2 separate regions of the Homo sapiens genome follow, and region 2 is linked to region 1. Evidence: read pairs that join two places in POLR2A ChIA-PET (ENCODE). Cell type or tissue: PC-9. All regions are shown on one strand. Links, peaks and the distances in the headings refer to the core of each region. The heading gives the core; the rest is flanking DNA.

Region 1 (17,526 bases), core at 6,471-8,970:
TTTCTTTTCCCTGTTTTTCACTTGTTACCTATTTCTTCACTCCCCTCATCCCAACTGTCTCTGTGTATTTTGTTGTTGTTGTTGGAGATGGAGTCTCACTCTGTCACCCAGGTTGAAGTGCAGTGATCACAGCTCACCACAGCCTCCAACTCCTGGGCTCAAGCGATCCTTCTGCCTCAGCCTCCCAAGCAGCTGGGACTACAGACATGACCCACCACGCATGGCTAAATTTTAAAAATGTTTTTTGTAGAGACGGGTGTCTCACTATGTTGCCCAGGCCGGTCTCAAACTGCTAGCCTCAAGCCATCCTCCTGCCTCTGTGTATTTTATATTTCCCTGTCTTCGTGTTCACGTTTGGCTTCCCCTCTCATCTTTTTCTACTTTTCTGCTTCTCTCTGAATGCCTCCTACCTCTGTCCTGTTTTCACTGTTCATCTTCCTGTTTAGTTCCAAACTGGGTAGAATAATTTATCTTTACCTGGGTTGTTTGTAAGGAAGCCACTAGTCTTTGGGATTAGTAGCACAAATCGTATGTGCTTTTAATGGGGTGTGAGCTCTATCAAGCTGGTGGGACTTATTTTTTCCTGCCCCCTCCTTCCCCGCCAGGCCAGTTTGGACTGGAAACTCCAGACAGCTGGGAATTAGGCAATCACTTTCGTGTCTGGAAAAACCCCAGGTGGAAGCTTGATGTTAATGAGTCGGTTTACCTCAAGATCAAAGAGACTGATTCATTCTTGATAAGACTTTCCCTGGCTTCCATTCTGCACAGGCCATTTGGCTTTTCATGTTTAGAATCTGAGTTAATGATTATAAGGCTGACGCTCACTCACTCCACGCTCTCAGAAGGGTAACATCTCTGCTGGAACAGAGGCTGTTTATCGCTAGGATCCTTTCTGTGCCTCTAAACTGCTCTGGGCACTGCTCTGATGCCTCCAGGACTCCTGTTGGCCTCTGTCCCTTCTGTTTGGCTGGTGACCCTCTTCTCCAGCCCACTGGGTGCTCAGTTGCAGCCACACACATTTCAGATGGAACAGAAAGGTCAGCCGGAATAAATGGATACATTTACATAAATAGCCACATGGCCGGATGTATTGGAATATGTGAATGAGGTTTGGACCATCAAGCATTATAGCTACTGCTGGCTGAGCATGAACGTACACACCCAGGGCTCAGCTAGGGACCTTAATGCTCGATTTCATTTCATCCTCTTAAAACCCTTTTGAAGTAAGCTTTGTTATTTTCATTTCATAGATAAGTAATCTGAGACTCATAAAGGTTAAGTGACTTTTACATGGTCACTCAATAATTAGCAAATGGTAGAGCCAGGATTTGAACTGAGGCCTGTAAGCCCAGAAAGACCACATTCTTTCTCCTACATCAGTGTCTTCCAAGCTTGAATTATTTGTATACCACCCTGACACAATGTTTGCCATAATAAGAGTATTATTTACTTAGAGTGTTTCCTTAAACAACCTAACCTTAAATTTATAATTCAAATTTATTAAGGACAATATATGTGATCTCATGAGTTTGATGAAGTAGGTGTATTTTTCTGATATACACAAAAACTGATACATAACGAACAGATAAAAATGTATTCCTGGCTGGGCGCGGTGGCTCACGCCTGTAATCCCAGCACTTTGGGAGGCCGAGAAGGGTGGATCACCTGAGGTCAGGAATTTGAGACCAGCCTGGCCAACATGGTGAAACCCCGTCTCTACTAAAGATACAAAAATTAGCTGGGTGTGGTGGCACGCGTCTGTAGTCCCAGCTACTCGGGAGGCTGAGGCTGGAGGATCACTTGAACTCAGGAGGCGGAGGTTGCAGTCAGCTGAGAACATGCCACTGCACTCCATCCTGGGCTACAGCGCAAGACTCCGTCTCCAAAAAAGAAAAAAAGTATTCGCGTGCCACCAAAAATCATCCCAAAGTGTGCAATATATTTTACACTAACGTACTCTAAGCCATGCTACTCCTACTTATTTTATGTGAATCTAAGACTTCAAAGAAAGAAAGGAAACACATGAAAACTTTTATAGCCAAACATACATTTATTCAAGTAGGCACTGTGGGAAGCCATACCCTGATTTCTGTGGTGCTGCCATTATCATCATGTGTTTGCCTTGGAATCCTATTTGATAATGTCCTTTGGAGGTAGTTTATGAGCCGTATTAGAAGATCAGTTACATTCCTTTTGAAATCAGATGCTGTTTTGACTAGAAATGATGCTGAGCTTGCTTGACCATCTGTTTGGGTCACCTGGATTTATTCTCTATGACCTTTTGCTGTTTCCAAAAATAAAGAAAAAGGATATAAAATTGGAAACCAAGGGAGTACACTAGACCAGCCCCTGTCCTTGCACAGTGGGACTTCTGAAAGAGTAGTCTGGGCTCACTGTCTTATTCCCTCCCCTCCTATGCTCTTCTCAGCCTACTGGGGGGAAACCAGGCATCGAACACCCCCACTTCACTGTAGCATCTCACCAAGGTGACTGATGACTACCTAACTGCCAATTTCATGTTCCAGTTTCAGCTGTCATTCTTCTCAACCTTTCCACAACATTTAGCATTGTTGATCCTTTATCCATCCATTCAACCAGTTCAACCAAATAATACATAGTTTTTAGTATCTATATTTAAGGCACTGTGCTAGGGCCTGAGGATAGAGAGAGAAACATGGTCTTTGCCATCGTAAAGTTACATTCAGGAGAGGTGGTCATTATATAATGACTTACGTATTTAGTTACAAGTGTGTTAAGTACCACATACAGAAATACTAGATGCTAACAAAATACCAAAATACATAACATTATGTACATCTATATCTATATATACATAACATATATATGTACCTGTGTGTACACACACACACATAGAGTAAAGCAAAACAAAGGCTCTTACTTTATCACTCACTGAGACTTTCTCTCCCCAAATCCAGTGAGACTTCAGCTGGACACTGTGGGGGCCTCCTTCTTTTAAGCCAGAGAGGCCTCTGTGTTCTACAACTGGGCAGGCTGAGGGCCTGCTCTTCCCACCTCTACCCAAAGTCAAACCACAGATCTAATCCTGATGCCGTGGGCACTCCATGAGGGGAGAAAAGCCATGTGAGAGGAGAGAGGGAGATGGAGTTTGCACCCTCTGCCTTGACCTGCTCCAGGCCCTTCTTGGCTAGGGGATGAGGAGGCTGTGGGAGACTGGTGGGAAAGAAGGCTGATAATTTTCTTAAAAGAATTTATTTTTATTTTTTAGGGACAGAGTCTTGTTGTATCACCCAGGCTGGAGTGCAGTGGCACGATCTCAGCTCACTGCAACCTCCGCCTCCCAAGTTCAAGTGATTCTCGTGCCTCGGCCTCTTGAGTAGCTGGGATTACAGGTGTGCACCACCACACCTGGCTAATTTCTCTATTTTTAGTAGAGACATGTTTTTGCCATGTTGGCCAGGCTGGTCTTGAACTCCTGGCCTCAAGTAATCCGTCTGCCTCGGCCTCTCAAAGTGCTGAGATTACAGGTGTCAGCCACTGTGCCTGGCCTTGGAAGGCTGAGAGACACTCTTTCAAGTCCTTCCTTTCCTTCCTAGACATCAGTCACTCTACCAGCCTCCTGCCTCTCTTCTGCATTGCCTTTTTCCTCTGGTTCCCCCCTGGGTTTCAGTGTTTCCCAGTGTTCTGCCATTGGGCCATTCACTGTCTCTGTCCTACCTGCATATCTCACCTGCACCCATACCTTCAACTAACATTCACAGATCTATGACTTTCAAGAGTACTTTTTCCCTACATAGTCAGCAGATAACATCGTCACAGCCCAGTGCCTGGCATGGCAGGATGCTTGGCATTTGATAGCCATTCAGTTAGTAGTGAGCAGGGAATGAAAGAGCCCTGGGACAGCTCCAAAGAGGACTTCCAGAAATGTTTTCAGTTATCAGCACTATTGGAATGAGGGCATATAGTCTCCATTAAAAGGGCAGCATTAATGTAGATGTTGAATATCTGATTCTTTTATAAAGGAGTCTTTCCAACTAATTTGTAGGCACCTGGAGGGAAAAGCAACCAAACTTTGTTAAACTGCTCCCTGGGATGAAATATCTGACACCCCTATAATTGGATCTGGGTCCCATCTGTGCAGAGAGCATGGCACAGGCTGGAGGCAGATGGCATCTTTGAGATGCCATTTACAGTTGTCATAGTGAATGAGCAAGAAGGAAGGACAAGAAAGAAAACTCCTTTCTAATCTCTGCTTCGATGACAAAGGAACTGAGAGTAAAAAGGAAATTCGCTTTGCTGGCAACTCAGAGAGAAGATGAGGGCTGGGCTGGTGCCTTTTCTTTCTGGACCAGGTGGTGAGTTAGCATCAAAGGGATGTGTAAGTGAGCAGAGATGCCAAGAGCTCTGGGGCTTTGAAGGGCAGCAAAGAGGGTAGAGGCCAGAAATATCTGGGGCTTGTTCAGGCTGATAAAAGACTGGTACCAACATCATCTTTATGCTACCCAAGGGGGCGAACTGAAGGTCATTGTGTCTCTTAGGGTACCCATGCTCATAATTGGAGTATTTCTTTTCTTTTTTTTTTCTTTTTTTTTTTTTTTGCAATGGAGTCTCATTCTGCCGCCCAGGCTGCAGTGCAGTGGCACAATCTTGGCTCACTGCAACCTCTGCCTCCCAGGTTCAAGCAGTTCTCGTGCCTCAGTCTCCCAAGTAGCTGGAATTATAGGTATGTACCACCACGCTTGGCTAATTTTTTTGTATTTTTAGTAGAGATGCGGTTTCACCATGTTGCCCAGGCTGGTCTCAAACTCCTGACCTCAAGTGATATGCCCATCTCAGCCCCGCAAAGTGCTAGGATTACAGGCGTGAGCCACCGCACCCACTTGGCCCACAATTGGAGTATTTCTTTGATTTCAAATTGTGTGTGTTCTAGGGAGAAATACTGATATAGAGATCCAGGAATGCTGCAGACAGCCATAGGTGGCCTTTCTGGTATCTCGGCAGGAGTTTGCCTATTTTTCCCTCTCTGCCTCCATTGATTTTCACTTGCTAATAGATAACTTGGGCTTACCCAAGACCAGGTCATGTGGGACACAGAATCTAGGCATTGCTGCTGAAGGGATGATTTAGTAAAGATATAAACTCTTCTTTGGGCAGAGAGGTCAGTAGATCTGGGTCAATCCAAAGCTAGCATTGGTTCTGAGTACAGGAGAATAGGATTGGCCCTACAGGTACCTAAGGTGCAGGCTTCCTTTTGCACTTGGAGACTGCGAAGAGATTTACTAGAAGGGAGAAACGGGAGCTGAGTTGTGGAGAGTCATTTTCTGACATGGAGAAATAGCTTTCTCACTCTTCTTAGATGGGAGCCTTTCACTGGGTTTATATTTATTATGCAGTAGAGAATCAAATCCCAGGCACCAGGAGTGGGAAACAAGGGCAGTAAAACAGGGAAAGAAGGAGAGTCAGCGTATGATGCCTGATTGTACTGGTCTCCACAGAGGGTGGGCATTACCACATCTGTGTGACAGTGTCCTTAGACGCTGAAGAAACTAAGTCTTTGTTGGACAGCCCTTCAGAGGAAAGAAAGGAGGAAGGATTTCTCTACCAGCTCCTGTCCCCACAGGATTTTAACTCCCCTGCACTTCCAGATGGCATGTGCTGGGGTGTGGGTGCTGCAGCAGGGAAGTCCCAGAATAGGAGGCAAGACCTGGTCATGTTGTCAAAACCCATCCAGGGATGGGACAAGGAGCAGGGGAAGCTGAGAGAGGCTGAGGAGTTCTTAAGAGGTGTCTGCTTCAATGGGAAAGCTTGAGCTGGGGCTGTGGAATATCCCTTTTTGGTGACATGAGGACAACTTTCTCTGGGAATAATTATATGATAGCTTCTGTCTGCAGGAATTTTGTTTGTTTGTTTTTGTTTTTGTTTTTGAGATGGAGTCTCACTCTGTCACCCAGGCTGGAGTGCAGTGGCAGGATCTTGGCTCACTGCCACCTCTGCCTCCCAGGTTCAAGTGATTCTCCTGCCTCAGCCTCCCAAGTAGCTGGGACTACAGGCATGCACCACCATGCCCAGCTAATTTTTGTATTTTTAGTAGAGACGGGGTTTTGCCATGTTAGCCAGGCTGGTCTTGAACTCCTGACTTCAGGTGACCAACCTGCCTTGGCCTCCCAAAGTGCTGTGATTACAGGCGTGAGCTATTGCACCAGGCCTGTTTGTTTTTGATAGTATTGTAAATGAAATTGTTTTCTTAATTTCATCTTTGGACTGCTCATTGCTAGTATATAGAAATACAATAGATTTTTGTACATTGACCTTGTATCCCGCAACCTCACTGACCTCCTTTCTCAGCTGTAATACTTGTTTTGGTGTGGATTCCTTAGAGTTTTATATATAGAAGTATATAAGATTGTATCATTTGCAAGTAGAGATAGTTTTACTTGTCTGTAGGAAGTTTATTTTATTTTATTTTATTACTTTTGAGATGGAGTTTTGCTCCGTCACCCAGGCTGGAGTGCAGTGGTGCAATCTCAGCTCACTGCAACCTCTGCCTCCCAGGTTCAAGTGATTCTCCTGCCTCAGCCTCCCAGGTAGTTGAGATTACAGGCATGTGCCACCGTGCACCGCTAAGTTTTGTATTTTTAGTAGAGATGGGGTTTCACTATGTTGGCCAGGCTGGTCTCAAACTTCTGAGCTCAGGTAATCCGCCAACCTTGGCCTCCCAAAGTGCTGAGATTACAGGTGTGAGCCACTGCACTCGGCTGGGAATTTGATTTCAAAGAAATAAAAAGCTAGATCCCCTTTCGTTCTTCCTGTCTGCACAACCACTTGCGGGTTGACTGGGAATGCTGAAAACTATGTTACCTCAGGGAACCAAGGCCTTCATATGGTTTCCCACATTGCTGAATTCATTAGCTGGAATATATGCAGAATATTTAAAAGAAGCAGAACAACCCAGAGGAATCAGTGGCATCCTGATAGACCAGGATTAAATAGCTTCAGTTACAGGAGTCCCAGAAGTACCTAGGAACCTTGTGGAGAATTTCTTTAGTTTGCCCCAACCTGTTTCTGAGGCATGGTCCTGTGTGGTGAGACATGTCATTTTCCCCCTGGGGATAGCAGTGACTTGAAGGAGTTTCCCATCATTCTGCTGGGAAGAGAAAGGTGGAAGTAGGTCTTACCTGTGCAGTTGCAGGGAAGGTCTCACTGAGGACCCAGCTCTGGGCCTCATTCCATTCTACCAGAGTGGAATGCCAGTGGCATCCAGTGGCCTGTCAGGTGAATCACAGGTTAGAATTCTGACCTATATCCAAGCTGGAATCTTTCCTTTCCCTCTAAGTCAGGTAATGGGCCACGCTCATTCATGATGAAGAGAAGTTGGGTGATTGGCTTGGGAGAGCTTGCATTGCCTGACTCAGTGTCTGCCTCTGAGGATGAATGGTGACCAGCAGAGATACCAGCTATGCAGAGAGACTGATCTCCTTTAGAATTTTGCTAAAGCCCATTGATGCATTTTGTGAGTTGACTGCCTTTTTCTCTTTTAGAAATTCTGACAAAGATTAATGATGTATCACTGTTTAATGATACCTGTGTGAGATGGCAAATAAACTCAAGAAGAATAAACCCCAAGATCTCATATGTGGTAAGTAAAGTGATCTACTTTTTCCTGCTAGGACAGACACGTCACCCATGGGAATATGAGTCAGAGGGACTTGCTTCCGTGAGAGCTTCTCAATCTAATTGCTGTTTTTTTTTCTTTTTTTCTTTTATTTTTTTTGTGAGACAGTCTCACTCTGTTGCCCAGGCTGGAGTGCAGTGGTGGGATCTTGGCTCACTGCAACCTCAGCCTCCCGGGTTCAAGCGATTCTCCTGCCTCAGCCTCCTGAGTAGCTGGGATTAGAGGTGTGCACTACCATGCTTGGCTAATTTTTTGTATTTTCAGTAGAGATGGGGTTTCACCACGTTGGCCAGGCTGGTCTTGAACTTCTGACCTCAGATAATCCACCTACCTCGGCCTCCCAGAGTGCTGGGATTATAGGCATGAGCCACCGCGCCTGGCCTCAATCTAATTGCTTTCTGATCCCATTGTCATTTAAAAAGAGTGGATGGAATTTTTGAAGATATCTGGATGATTTCGTTATTTTGCATTTTGTGTTTAACATATTTGTCATTCAGCAGGGTGCATGTGTGGGGGATGCATTTATATTTGGCATCCTCACGATTGCTTGTTTCCAAGCACTTGTATTTCACTCCCCCAGAGCAAGCCCGGGAGCGTCTGCTGACTTGGTGACAGAGTGCAGCCAATGGTCCTCAGGTTGCAATTGTCTCCATTTGATCATTTGTGTGCAGGAGAGCACTTCCTAGGGAGATTTCTCATTTATGTCTCCTCTAGGGGTTTAATATTCACTGGGCTGATCAGACTTTATCAGCAGACCAGGTTTACCTTACGAATGCTCCCTGGCTGAGCAGCACAGTATAAAATAGAATAGTAGGAGAATGGGCTCCAGCACCACAAATCCTGGATTGTTTTGACTGGAGTCAGAGTGGGTTCTCTTGTCTTTTCCTCTCAAAGATATCCATAAAAGGACAACGGTTGGACCCTATGGAATCAGTTCGTGAGGAGACAGTCAACTTGACCACAGACAGCAGGACCCCAGAAGTGTGCCTAGCCCTGTACCCAGGCACCAACTACACCGTGAACATCTCCACAGCACCTCCCAGGCGCTCGATGCCAGCCGTCATCGGTTTCCAGACAGCTGGTAGGTGGAGGTGAAGTCTCATTTCCTCCTAGAAAATGCTAAGCACAGAATGTGGGGAAGTATGCTGCAGAATCAGCTGGGCTGGAGAGCTCCTATTTGCTGTCTGAGATTTATACTCAGATGTAGTTGCTCCAGCCACAGAACTAGAGCAGGTCAAGAGATCCGTATCCTCTTGGTACCAGGCTGAATGGGCTCTGGGGTATTTTTTCTCAGCTGAGCCCTCCGGGAGAGGTGGAAAGTAATAAAAAGGCATTTAAAAGGAATGCCTTTTAAATGATGATCAGTCCACTCTCAAATATCCAAGGCAACAGAGGGTAGCCATGTGGCTTATCTTTGGTAGTAAACTCAAAAGTCATTTCTGGCCAGGTGTGGTGGCTCACGCCTATAATCCCAGCACTTTGGGAGGCTGAAGTGGGCAGATCACTTGAGGTCAGGAGTTCCAGACCAGCCTGGCCAACATGGCAAAACCTTATCTCTACTGAAAATAGAAAAACTTAGCTGGGTGTGGTGGCACACACCTGTAGTCCCAGCAACTCGGGAGGCTGAGGCACAAGAATCACTTGAACCCAGGGGGCAGAAGTTGCAGTGAGTGAACCGAGATTGCACCACTGCACTCCTGCCTGGGCAACAGGGCAAGACTCTGTCTCAAAAAAAACCCAAAAAAACCAAAAAGCCATTTCTTGCTCTTGCGTGTGAAAGAGGAGGTGCCAGGGAGGCTGACCCAGCAGCTTTAAAGAGATCAAGTTGAGAGTGGGGAAGTGGAAGCAGGGGCACCCCTAGGGTGCAGGAGGGTAGGTGTTAGCTGAAAAAAGGAGTGGAATGAAGGAGCTTTAAGAAGTAGAAATAAACCTCATTTTACATAATTGTCATGTGGGTTTTTAACAACATTGTGACAATTACAGTAAGTTAAAAAAAAAAAGCTCTGGTTATGGGTATGAGGACTAATTAAATACCTTGTAGACAGGTGGGGCACGGTGACTCATGTCTGTAATCCCTGCACTTTGGGAGGCTGAGGAGGATTGCTTGAGGCCAGGAGTTTGAGGTCAACCTGAGCAACACAGTGAGGCCCCATCTCTACAAAAAAAAAAAAGAAAGAAAATTTAGCTTGGTGTGATGGTGCATGCCTATAGTCCCAGTTACTCGGGTGGCTGAGGCGAGAGGATCACTTGTTCAAGGCTGCAGTGAGCTATGATCATGCCACTGCACTCCAACCTGGGTGACGGGGCAAGACCCTGTCTCAGAAAACAAACAAAAAACCCGGTAGACAAACCTTGACAAGTAATTGATGTCATTTATTTATTTTTTGAGATGGAGTCTTGCCCTGTCGCCCAGGCTGGAGTGCAGTGGTGCGATCTCAGCTCACTGCAATCTTTGCTTCCTAGGTTCAAGCAATTCTCCTGCCTCAGCCTTCTGAGTAGCTGGGATTACAGGCATCCACGACCGTGCCTGGCTATTTTTTGTATTTTTAGTAGAGACTGAGTTTCACCTTATTGGCCAGGCTGGTCTTAAACTCCTGACCTCAAGTGATCTGCCCATCTCAGCCTCCCAAAGTGCTGGGATTATAGGCGTGAACCACCACAGCTGGCCGATGTCATTTATTATTTTGGGGGAGTTGAGAAAGTTCTTAATTAGCTGTTTGCTATCCCACTGAAACTGTACCTTAACCCGAGTAGCTGGGAATAGTTCAGCAGAAATAGTTGAAAAAGTCTGCCAATCTTAACAATATAAAACCAACTATGAGATTATACAAATTAGGTCTCTTGACATTTGTATATAAATAAAACAAAATTAATTCTTTGCAAGTAAATAATATGCAGGCAAAGATATTATAAAATTAATATGGTAACTAATCAGAGAAGTCTTACAAAATTATTAGTAAACTACTATAGGGAAATGTCTTTAAAAGATCATCACTCACCTGCCACTGTTCAGTGAGGATGACAGGTTGCTGTTTGGCGTCAGCTGTTTTTACTAATATCCAATTACCTGTTCAAGTTCCTTTCCCTTGGGAAAAACATGGTCTTTGGAGTCAGGCAGATCCGGTTTTGCATCTTAACTCTGTATTGAAGAGTTGGCTGATCATGGCTGAGTTATTTAATGTCTCTGGACTAAAGGGAATTGGATTATATTTGCAAGTTAATCTAGAGAGAATTAGGATTTATGTTGAGCCATCCTAACTGGGAGCAAGGTATGTTTCCACATTTACTCAGTGTCTACTCAGGTCTTCTGTTTATTTATGCACTGTTATAAAGACTTGTCATTTTTTTCCTCTAGATCCTGGACATTCTGTTGTCTGATTTCATTATTGGAGTTATGCTATTTTCCTTAAAATGAATTGGGAAGTTTTCCATTGTTTTTCCCTCTGGAATACTTTATATCATGTTTGAATTATTCCCTTCTTTTAAAGTTGAAAACTTTCTCAAAAGATTGTTGAAGTTTCACCCCTTTCAGGAGATGATTCTTTAAGAACTTTGTCAATTTCTTCCATGATTTTGGGTCTGTTTATGTTTCTGACATTTTCTTGAGTCAATTTTTATATTTTTCTAAAAAATGTATATTTGGTTGATATACTACACATATTGGCAGAATGGCATATGGAATATTTGCTTACATCTCCTCTGGGGTCATAGGTTATATAATCCCAGGTTATTCTGACTCCTAAGTTTGGTTCTTTCTCTTTTTAGAGGTTGATTGGTTTGGGTTGCGTGTTTTATTACTATTTTTTTTCCCCGAGGGATGAACTCTTGGGTTTTAAAATTGTTTTTCTTTTTCTAACTCACTAATTTCTCCTCTTGTTTTTATTTTTCCTTCTCCATGTTTCTCTCTCTCTTTTTTTTTTTCTTTCTTTCTTTCTTTTTTTTCTTTTTTTTTTTTTTTTTGAGACACCCAGCTCTGTCACCCAGGTTGCAGTGCAGTAGTACAATCACAGCTCACAGCAACCTTGACCTCCTGGGCTCAGGTGATCCTCCCACCTCAGCCTCCCAAGTAGCTGGGACTACAGGCGTGCACCACTATGCCTGGCAAATTTTTGTATTTTTTGTAGAGACAGGGTTTTGCCATGTTACCCAGGCTGGTCTTGAACTTCTGGGCTCAATTGATATGCCTGCCTCTGCCTCCCCAAGTACTGGGATTATAGGTGTGAGTCACGGTGCACAGCCCATATTTCTGTTAAATTGGTTATATTGTTCTGTTTCTAAATTCTTGAGTCACGGTGCACAGCCCATATTTCTGTTAAATTGGTTATATTGTTCTGTTTCTAAATTCTTGAGTTGAATGCATAACAAAATTCAGCTTATTTTCATTCGTTTCTGTTTGATAATAAAAGTCTTTAATGTTTCTTTCTCCCTTGCAGATTTGAGCTTTGGCAGAATTCTTTAGGCATTGATACATGTTTCAAGGCATGATATAATTGCTATTCTGATTTTCTGTTTGACAGAATAATTATTTATGAGTGTTTTAATATGTGTTCTCTTTACCCTTACTTTCAAAGCATTATATAATTACTATTCTGATTTCCCCTTTGAATAATTAATTACAAGCATTGTATACAGTGGTAGATTTTTTCTTTGTAACATTTATACTGTGTTGTTGTTTTCTAGTTTTATTACATTTTGGTATGTTTGGAGGATTTATTGACATTTTCTTGGGCCTTACCATTTGGCCAAGTTTGGTAATTTCAGTAGGTGCTAGATAATAAGGTAGAGTGTTTGCCTGTAAGGGGAATAAGATCTGTTATTAAGTCAACTTTATTAATAAGGTTATTCAGGACTTCTGGTTTTTGTTTATTTTTAACATGGATTGCCATTTTCTGTTCCTCTTAGAAATTCTTATTGGTTTGTTTCACACATTTTGATATGATTTTTATGTTCATGACTGATATCTTTATTATAGATTCTTTCGCTAGTAACAAATGGCTTATTTTAGCCTGTTTAATACCTTTGCCTTGAATTATATGTTGAAAGTAATATTGTTTTCTTAATTTATTTGTGCTTGCATTTGCATGATATGCCTTTGTCTACTTTTTTTCCTTCTTGAAAGCTATCTGAATAATATTACTATAAATGTACTCTAGGAGACAGCATGTATTGAGAGCTTTTCTGGAAAACTTTTATTTTTGATTAGATAAGTTATCCAACTTACATCATTGTTATTTGTGATATGATTTTCCTTTCATCTGTCTATTTATTTATTTATTTACTTATTTATGAGCAGAATCTCGCTGTGTCGCCCAGGCTGGAGTGCAGTGGCGTGATCTTGGCTCACTGAAACCTTGGCCTCCCGGTTTTAAGCGATTCTTGTGCCTTAGCCTCCCAAGTAGCTGGGACTACAGGTGTGAGCCACCACGTCTGGCCTCTTTTTTTCTTTTTTTTCTTTCTTTTCTTTTTTTTTTTTTTTTTTTGAGATATGGTCTAGCTCTGTTGCCCAGGCTGGAGTTCAGTGGTGCAACCATGGCTCACTGCAGCCTTGACCTTCCAGGCTCAAGCAATCCTCCCACCTCAGCTCCCAAGTAGCTGGGACCACAGGTGTGCAGATCACTTAATTTTTTCATTTTGTAAAGACAAGGTCTCACTATATTGCCCAGGCTGGTCTTGAACTCCTGGCCTCAAGGGATCCTCCTGCGTCAGCCTCTCAAAGTGCTTGGATTACAGGTGTGAGCCACTGCTCCTGGACTGTTTTTTCCCTTTTTAATGCTACTTTGCTGTGTCTTTTGTTTTCTTTTTGTTACACAGATTTTCTTTTCCAGTGAGTCAGATAGTATAGATTTTGTTTTCTTTTCTACAAGTGATCACATTTAAAAAAGACAAATTCTATTTGAGTGTGTATTTCTTTTTTCACCAGTGTTAAGACTGAAATATTGTTCACTTTTCCCTGAATGAGATAAGTTAGCATTCCTTTTATTTTTAAAACTTCCTTTTATTTCTTCCCCTCTCTCTTCTCTTAGGTTATTGGTTTAGTATAGCATTATATTACCAGTTTCTTATTTTTAACATGTATTATCTCTCCAAAGAGCTCACTCTTATATTGATTTATAGAAACCTTGGTAGCGATGATTTAACCTTGGGTACATGTTTTAATAGTTTCAGTGCTTACTGACAGTCTTTTCAAACCACGTTCTCTATTATTTCTCTATCTCTATTTCTCTCTCTGTGTGGTGATTTGCCTGCTCCTCAGGGAGGGAATGGGATACTTTCTGAGTCCATGATGATCTGAGAATGTCTTTTGTTGCCTTCACATGTGAATGAGAGCTCAATTGAAGATAAAATTCTTGGGTCATAAACTTTTGTTCTTGGAATTCTAGAAGTATTTCTTATTGACGTTGGGAACTGGAAGCTTTGAAAGAAGAGTTAGAAGGTGTGACTTTCTTTTAAAAAAAAAATCCTGGCCAGGTGTGGTGGCTCATGCCTGTAATCCCTGCACTTTGGGAGGCTTAGGTGGGCGGATCACCTGAGGCCAGGGTCAACATGGCTAAACCCTGTCTCTACTAAAAGTACAAAAATTAGCTGGGGGTGGTGGTGTGTGCCTGTAGTTCCAGCTACTTGAGAGTCTTAGGCACGAGAATTGCTTGAACATGGGAGGCAGAGCTTGCAGTGAGCCAAGATCGCACCACTGCACTCCAGCCTGCGCAACAGAGCGAGACTGTCTCAAATAAATAAATAAAATATAAAAAATTCGATGTAAGCAATTTGATTTTCAGCTTGTGTATCATGAAGGCTTCTTTAGCCATGAAATTTAAGACATTAATCATTTATTAATGTACCCGGCAAATGTTTATTGACCACCTATTATGTGTCTGATGTTTTTTAGGCATTGGGAATTCGAAAGTGACACAGAAGTCTCTTCATGAAACCTCCGTCTGGGTAGTGGACGGATAGAAATGTTCATGTTTTGCACTGAGCTTTCCTAGTACCCTGTGAGTTGTTGTTGTTGTCGTTTTGCGACTGAGTCTTATTCTGTCACCCAGGCTGGTGTGCAGTGGCGTGATATTGGCTCATTGCAACCTTCGCCTCCTGTGTTCAAGAGATTCTTGTGTCTCAGCCTCCTGAGTGGCTGGGATTACAGGCTTGTGTCACCATGCCCAGCTAATTTTTGTATTTTTAGTAGAGATGGGGTTTTACCATGTTGGCCAGGCTGATCTCAAACTCCTGACCTCAAGTGATCCACCTGTCTTGGCCTCCCAAAGTGCTGGGATTACAGGCGTGAGCCACTATGCCCGGTCCCCTGTGAGTTTTTTGGTCTTTAGAATTTGGTTTAACTATATATTAGGAACATTTTCTTTTATTACATCTCTGATTATTGCTTTTTTTTTTTAAAGTTTGTTTTTTGCTCTTCAAATACCCCTGTGTGGAATTGCTTGTTCGTCCACACTGGTTTCCCATTTTCTCCTTTTTATCGTCCATGTCTTTTTCCTCTGCCTTCTTTGAATATATAACAAGTTTGTTCTCTATGTGCACTTACACAAATATGCATTTTTGCATTGACATTTCCTATCTTTACCATTTCCAATGCACTTTAAATTCTGCTGTTGCACTTTCATTTCCTTTTCTTTGGGTCTCATCTAGTTCCCTTTTTATTTCTGCTTCTCTCTACCAGTTTCCTCTCTGCTGTCACGTTCTTTTATTATCTAATCCTTTATCTCTTGTTTGAATCTATTTTTAAAATTTTTATTGAACCGTATGAAACAGATGCTGCCTAATTTTACCATTCTTTTGCTCAATATTTTCTTTTTTATAAATATGCTCATTCTTTGCCTGCCGAGCACAATTTTCCTTTCCTTCCCTCTCCTTCTTTGTAGAATCATTTTGCAGTTTTTCCCCCCCATTCTGGATTACTTATCCTTGGAAGATAAAAGTTCTGTCTAGGTCTGATATTTCCTTCATAATAAAATGGATGGCCTTCCCTTTGATCCTCCTTTTCATTGGATAATGTTAGTATGTTTATGTCAGATCTCAGTATGAAGGATTTACTGCTGGTTGGGTGACCCAGTGTCCTTTGGGCAGCAGCTGTGAGAAAGCCCACCACCCCGTGCTTTATTTCTGAGCATTTTGCTATGATTGGTGAAGCTGTTGGCTTTGGGCCTGGCTTCTTTATGGCATTACAGCCTACCAAGGCAGGAAAGAGGCAAGCCCCTTCTGTCAACCCAGGCTCTCTGCCAGATGGTACCTTCAGGTCCTGAGGCCTCTACTTCGAAGTCCTTCCCCATTACTAATCTACAGTGGGCTAAAGAAGGACTATTATTATTATTATTACTATTATTATTATTAGCAGTAGCAATAGTAGTATATATACTATTTTTTTTTAATATATACCTTGTTGCCTATCAGATTGCCTGGTGAGGTTAGGGGCGTGGTGGTTCATGCCTGTAATCCCAGCACTTTGGGAGACTGAGGCAGGTGGTTGGCTTGAGTCTAGGAGTTTGAAACCAGCCTGGGGACATGGTGAAACCCTATTTCTACAAAAGAAACCCCCAAAATTAGCTGGGCTTGGTGGTGCATGCCCGTAGTCCTAGCTACTCAGGAGGCTGAGGTGGGAGGATTGCTTGAGCCCGGGAGGTGGAGGTTGCAGTGTAGTCTGGGTGACAGAGTGAGACCCTGTTTAAAAAAAGAGAGAGAAGAAGAAGAATTGTCAGGCGAACTCTTAAAAAAATACAGACGTTGAAGCATTACTTCAAATCTGCTGATGTCTGGGTGATTCTGATGTGCAGTTTGGGAACCACTGGGCTAAATGGCTCCAGATGGAGCATGGGTCATTGATTTGTCTTGTGACCTGTCTTGATTTTTCCATGGGCTCTAGTTCTCCTCCAGTTCTTTCTTTTGAAACTTTGTGACTACATTCCTTTGCTTGGAAGCCAGGTTGCATAGTAGGTCTTAGGGTCTTTCTTTAGCCCCGGCTCTTCCATACTGTGCTAAGCTGAAATGTCTTCATGTTTCCGCCTTGTGTATGGCAACCGACCCTTCTTTCCAACCCAGATGCAAATTTTGACCCATTTTTACTTATTCTCCATCACTTCTGTCAGGCTTGGGCGTGGGAAGTGGGAGCCAGATGCCTTTGTTCACATTGCCATCTTCCCCTGAATTCAGATGATAATGACTATCTTACGTGAAAATCACATTGAGATGTGAACTGTGCAGACAGTACTTCTGCTTCTGTTCTGCCTGTACAGAGACAGAAGCTTTATGTGGTATTTCTTACATACATGCATTTCTTACATGCAGACACTTGGTATTCCTCACAATCACATGCATACATGTGACCATTTTTATTTCTGATGTCCTTATGAAATCTTTAAAATAAAAGTTGTGAAGACAAAGGAGAGCACATATGATAGGTCTTCAAATTCTCTCTCATAACCATCTTTCTACACTTTCCAATTATAGGCAGGAATATTTTCCCCAGCTGGCTGCCTTGTGCTGAATATGTCAGTGATATTGAAAATGCTGTGGACAATTCTGATCTTGACTAAAATAATTTATTGTTCTCATTCTTAGGTAGCAGAAACTCCCACGGGAGAAATACACATATAAAAGGTAGTTATAAAATAGCTTCTCTCTGGTAGACATTTACACCTTTCTCATTGGTAGAAAACATGCAGTCTTGTTTGTTGGGAAATTTGCTTTTTCTTGAAAATCACTGATATTATTCCTGACTCTCTGTTATTTCTTTAATTCATTAGTAATAAATCTATCCTTCTAAACTATATTAAGAAAATAGAACATTGTAAGAATGAATTAGACTGCAGGAGGTATGAAATGACTTTTTTCTGTACAATGGTTAAAACAAGTCTGCTTTCTGATTA
Region 2 (2,500 bases), core at 1-2,500, 180 kb before region 1:
CAATGAAAAGACTTCTCTGAGTTACTTTTTAGTGTTGCCAGTTCAGATTTGGAAGTTGATCAAAACTCTTACCTGAAAAAAAGAGTAAATTACTTAAACAATTGTTTAAGAAATAGTCTGCATTAAAGATCATTTGGAGGATTAATGGATAAAAAGTTATTGATTATAAAGAATTTGGCCAGTATGGAAATGAAGTATATTTTCTACTTAAAAAAATACGTTGGTATTGAAAAGTCAGGATTCTTAGGGAGGACTGTACAAACTATTTGCATACAAATATATGCTACAAAAACAATGTCATAATGCAACCCCCTAAATATGGTTTGGCACTTTCAGATGTTATGTTTTGGAAACCTGCGTTTGGTTAGAAAGAATTTAAAGATTATGTCCCCATTTCTGTGGTGGCAGTTGTGTTTATATAGTTGTGGATTTGCAGTAATTTTTTCTTGCTATGCAGTTCATTTGATTTTGTGATTCTTGAGGAGTTCCCCCTTTAATGTCTTCATACAAAGATGAAGTAATATTATTAGCTTTTAATACTTTTAGTAAATATGGACCATTATCTAAAACTTGGTTTATTAACCAAACATTGGTTTTGCTTTTCAGCGGGGATCTGATGAGCTTCTTTCTTCTGGCATCATTAACGGACCTTTTACCATGAATAGTTCTACTCCTTCTACAGGTGTGTATGGTGAGTTTTTTTTTTTTTTTTAATATTTGATTTCTGTGGGTTTCAAATTGTTTTTTTACAATGCTCTTATTTTGCTTATATCATGTTGAAGTGCCACTGTTCATAACAAAAGCTAAAATTTGTTTCGGTAAAGTACTATATACTGTTTACATAGGTGAAATCACTAGTTATACCTCTCAAATTTTAAGGATTCATTTGGATCTAATTTGATGATTCAGTTTTTTGATTGATGTTCTTTGTGTTACATAATTTTGATAAAAATACTGTCAATAAATTGGTGACCCAGAACTATTGAGTAAAAGAGCTAGATCTAAAACTTGGGTTGAAGTCAGGTGTGGTGGCTCATGCCTGTAATCCCCAGCACTTTGGGAGGCCGAGGCTGGCTGATCACCTGAGGTCAGGAGTTCAAGACCAGCCTGGCCAACATGGCGAAACCCCGTCTCTACTAAAAATACAAAAATTAGCTGGGTGTGATGGCGGGAACCTGTAATCCCAGCTACTTGGGAGGCTGAGGCAGGGAGAATTGCTTGAACCTGGGAAGCGGAGGTGGCAGGGAGCCGAAACGTGCCATTGCACTTCAGCCTGGGGGACAGAGCGAGACTCCATCTCAAAAACAAAAAACAAAACTTGAGTGATGATGGACTTGAATAGAAGTATTAAAGTATAAGACGATACGTTTTAAAAATTGAAGTAATTTACGTACCATAAGGTACCACGTGATTTTAAAATAAATGTTCTTGAAATTTAGTGGCCGTAAAGTGAATTGAAGGAGTGCAGTACTGGAAAGAGAGTGAGCAGTGAAGAGGATTTATTATTATTATTATTATCCTTTATTTGGATTATTGCTGTAATCCTAATAAAGGATGGTAACTGGCACTGTGGCAGTGGTAGTGTGATGAAGAAAATTGAATAACTTATAGAAGATAAAATTGATAGTAATTGATGATTAATTGAATGTTTGAATAAGGGATATCACCATTGATTTCCAGGTTTTGAACTTGGACTTAGATAATTGGGTAGATGAATGGTAATGAATGGTTGTGCCATTCATTTCTATTCGAATGTAGGAAGAACAGAGTTGGACGACACAGGTTCAGATTTGTATATATTGAGTTTGAGTTTCCTTTGGAACATCCAAATGGAAATGACAGATAGGCAGTGGGTCCCTGGTCTCAACATCATGAAAGAAATTTGATAGTATCATACACAGTTGACAACTGAAGCCATGGACATGGAGAGTTTCAGAGAAGGGAGGGTTTCTTTATCCAGATGTTTTTGGAGTTGTAGGGAGGTGGGGATGAATGGACCTCCTTTTCCAGACCAGGAGCTTATATGGTGTTTGGGACCATGGGAACATAGATGTTCGGGAAAGTGAACAAGTATAGAGACAGAATGAAAAGAACTGGATCTACCAAGCTCATTCTAGCTTATTTTAATGTAACTATTAATAATAATTCTTTTTAAAAATGAAAGCGTTAAAGCATACAGGATACTAGAACAATGGTACGAAATTGTGACAGCCTCAGGCAAACTAGGACTTAACAGTCATTCTATTTAGGTGTTGTTATTAAAAAGTTAACATCTGATTCTGTCACCTAACACTAAAATTCTGTTTAGGTGTTGTTTTAAAAAATTCTCTTAGCTTAATGTGGGCATGTCTTTTTCCATGTCAGCTTTAAATTATTTCATCGAATTCAGGGGCGTCCAATCTTTTAGCTTCCCTGACCCACATTGGAAGAATTCTCTTGGGCCACACATAAAATACGCTAACATTAATGATAGCTGATGAGCTAAAAAACCATTGCAAAA

What was found. ChIA-PET counts read pairs that join two places held together with the same protein. Peaks named below come from ENCODE experiments on the same cell type or tissue, not always from the same donor. Only the 100,000 strongest peaks of a DNase experiment are listed, where the experiment ranks them.
Region 2: POLR2A ChIA-PET joins it to region 1 with 7 read pairs; 2 of 35 experiments call an interaction of 5 or more read pairs at or near these places.

The regions. Positions count from the first base shown.
Region 1 is chr9:112,102,860-112,120,385 of GRCh38, reverse strand. SUSD1 (sushi domain containing 1) reads left to right here. Exons shown (of 17, transcript NM_022486.5): 7 at 7,518-7,615; 8 at 8,546-8,732. Among named protein-coding and RNA genes, the nearest start is that of SUSD1, 64 kb to the left of the region's middle. In PC-9, for the core only: CTCF peaks have their summits at 7,049 and 7,248; DNase peaks (open chromatin) are centred at 7,245 and 7,645; H3K27ac peaks cover 2,500 bases.
Region 2 is chr9:112,296,023-112,298,522 of GRCh38, reverse strand. PTBP3 (polypyrimidine tract binding protein 3) reads left to right here. Exons shown (of 14, transcript NM_001163788.4): 2 at 607-691. The coding sequence starts at 658. Among named protein-coding and RNA genes, the nearest start is that of PTBP3, 36 kb to the left of the region's middle. In PC-9, for the core only: no CTCF peak of the experiment used is centred there; no DNase peak of the experiment used is centred there.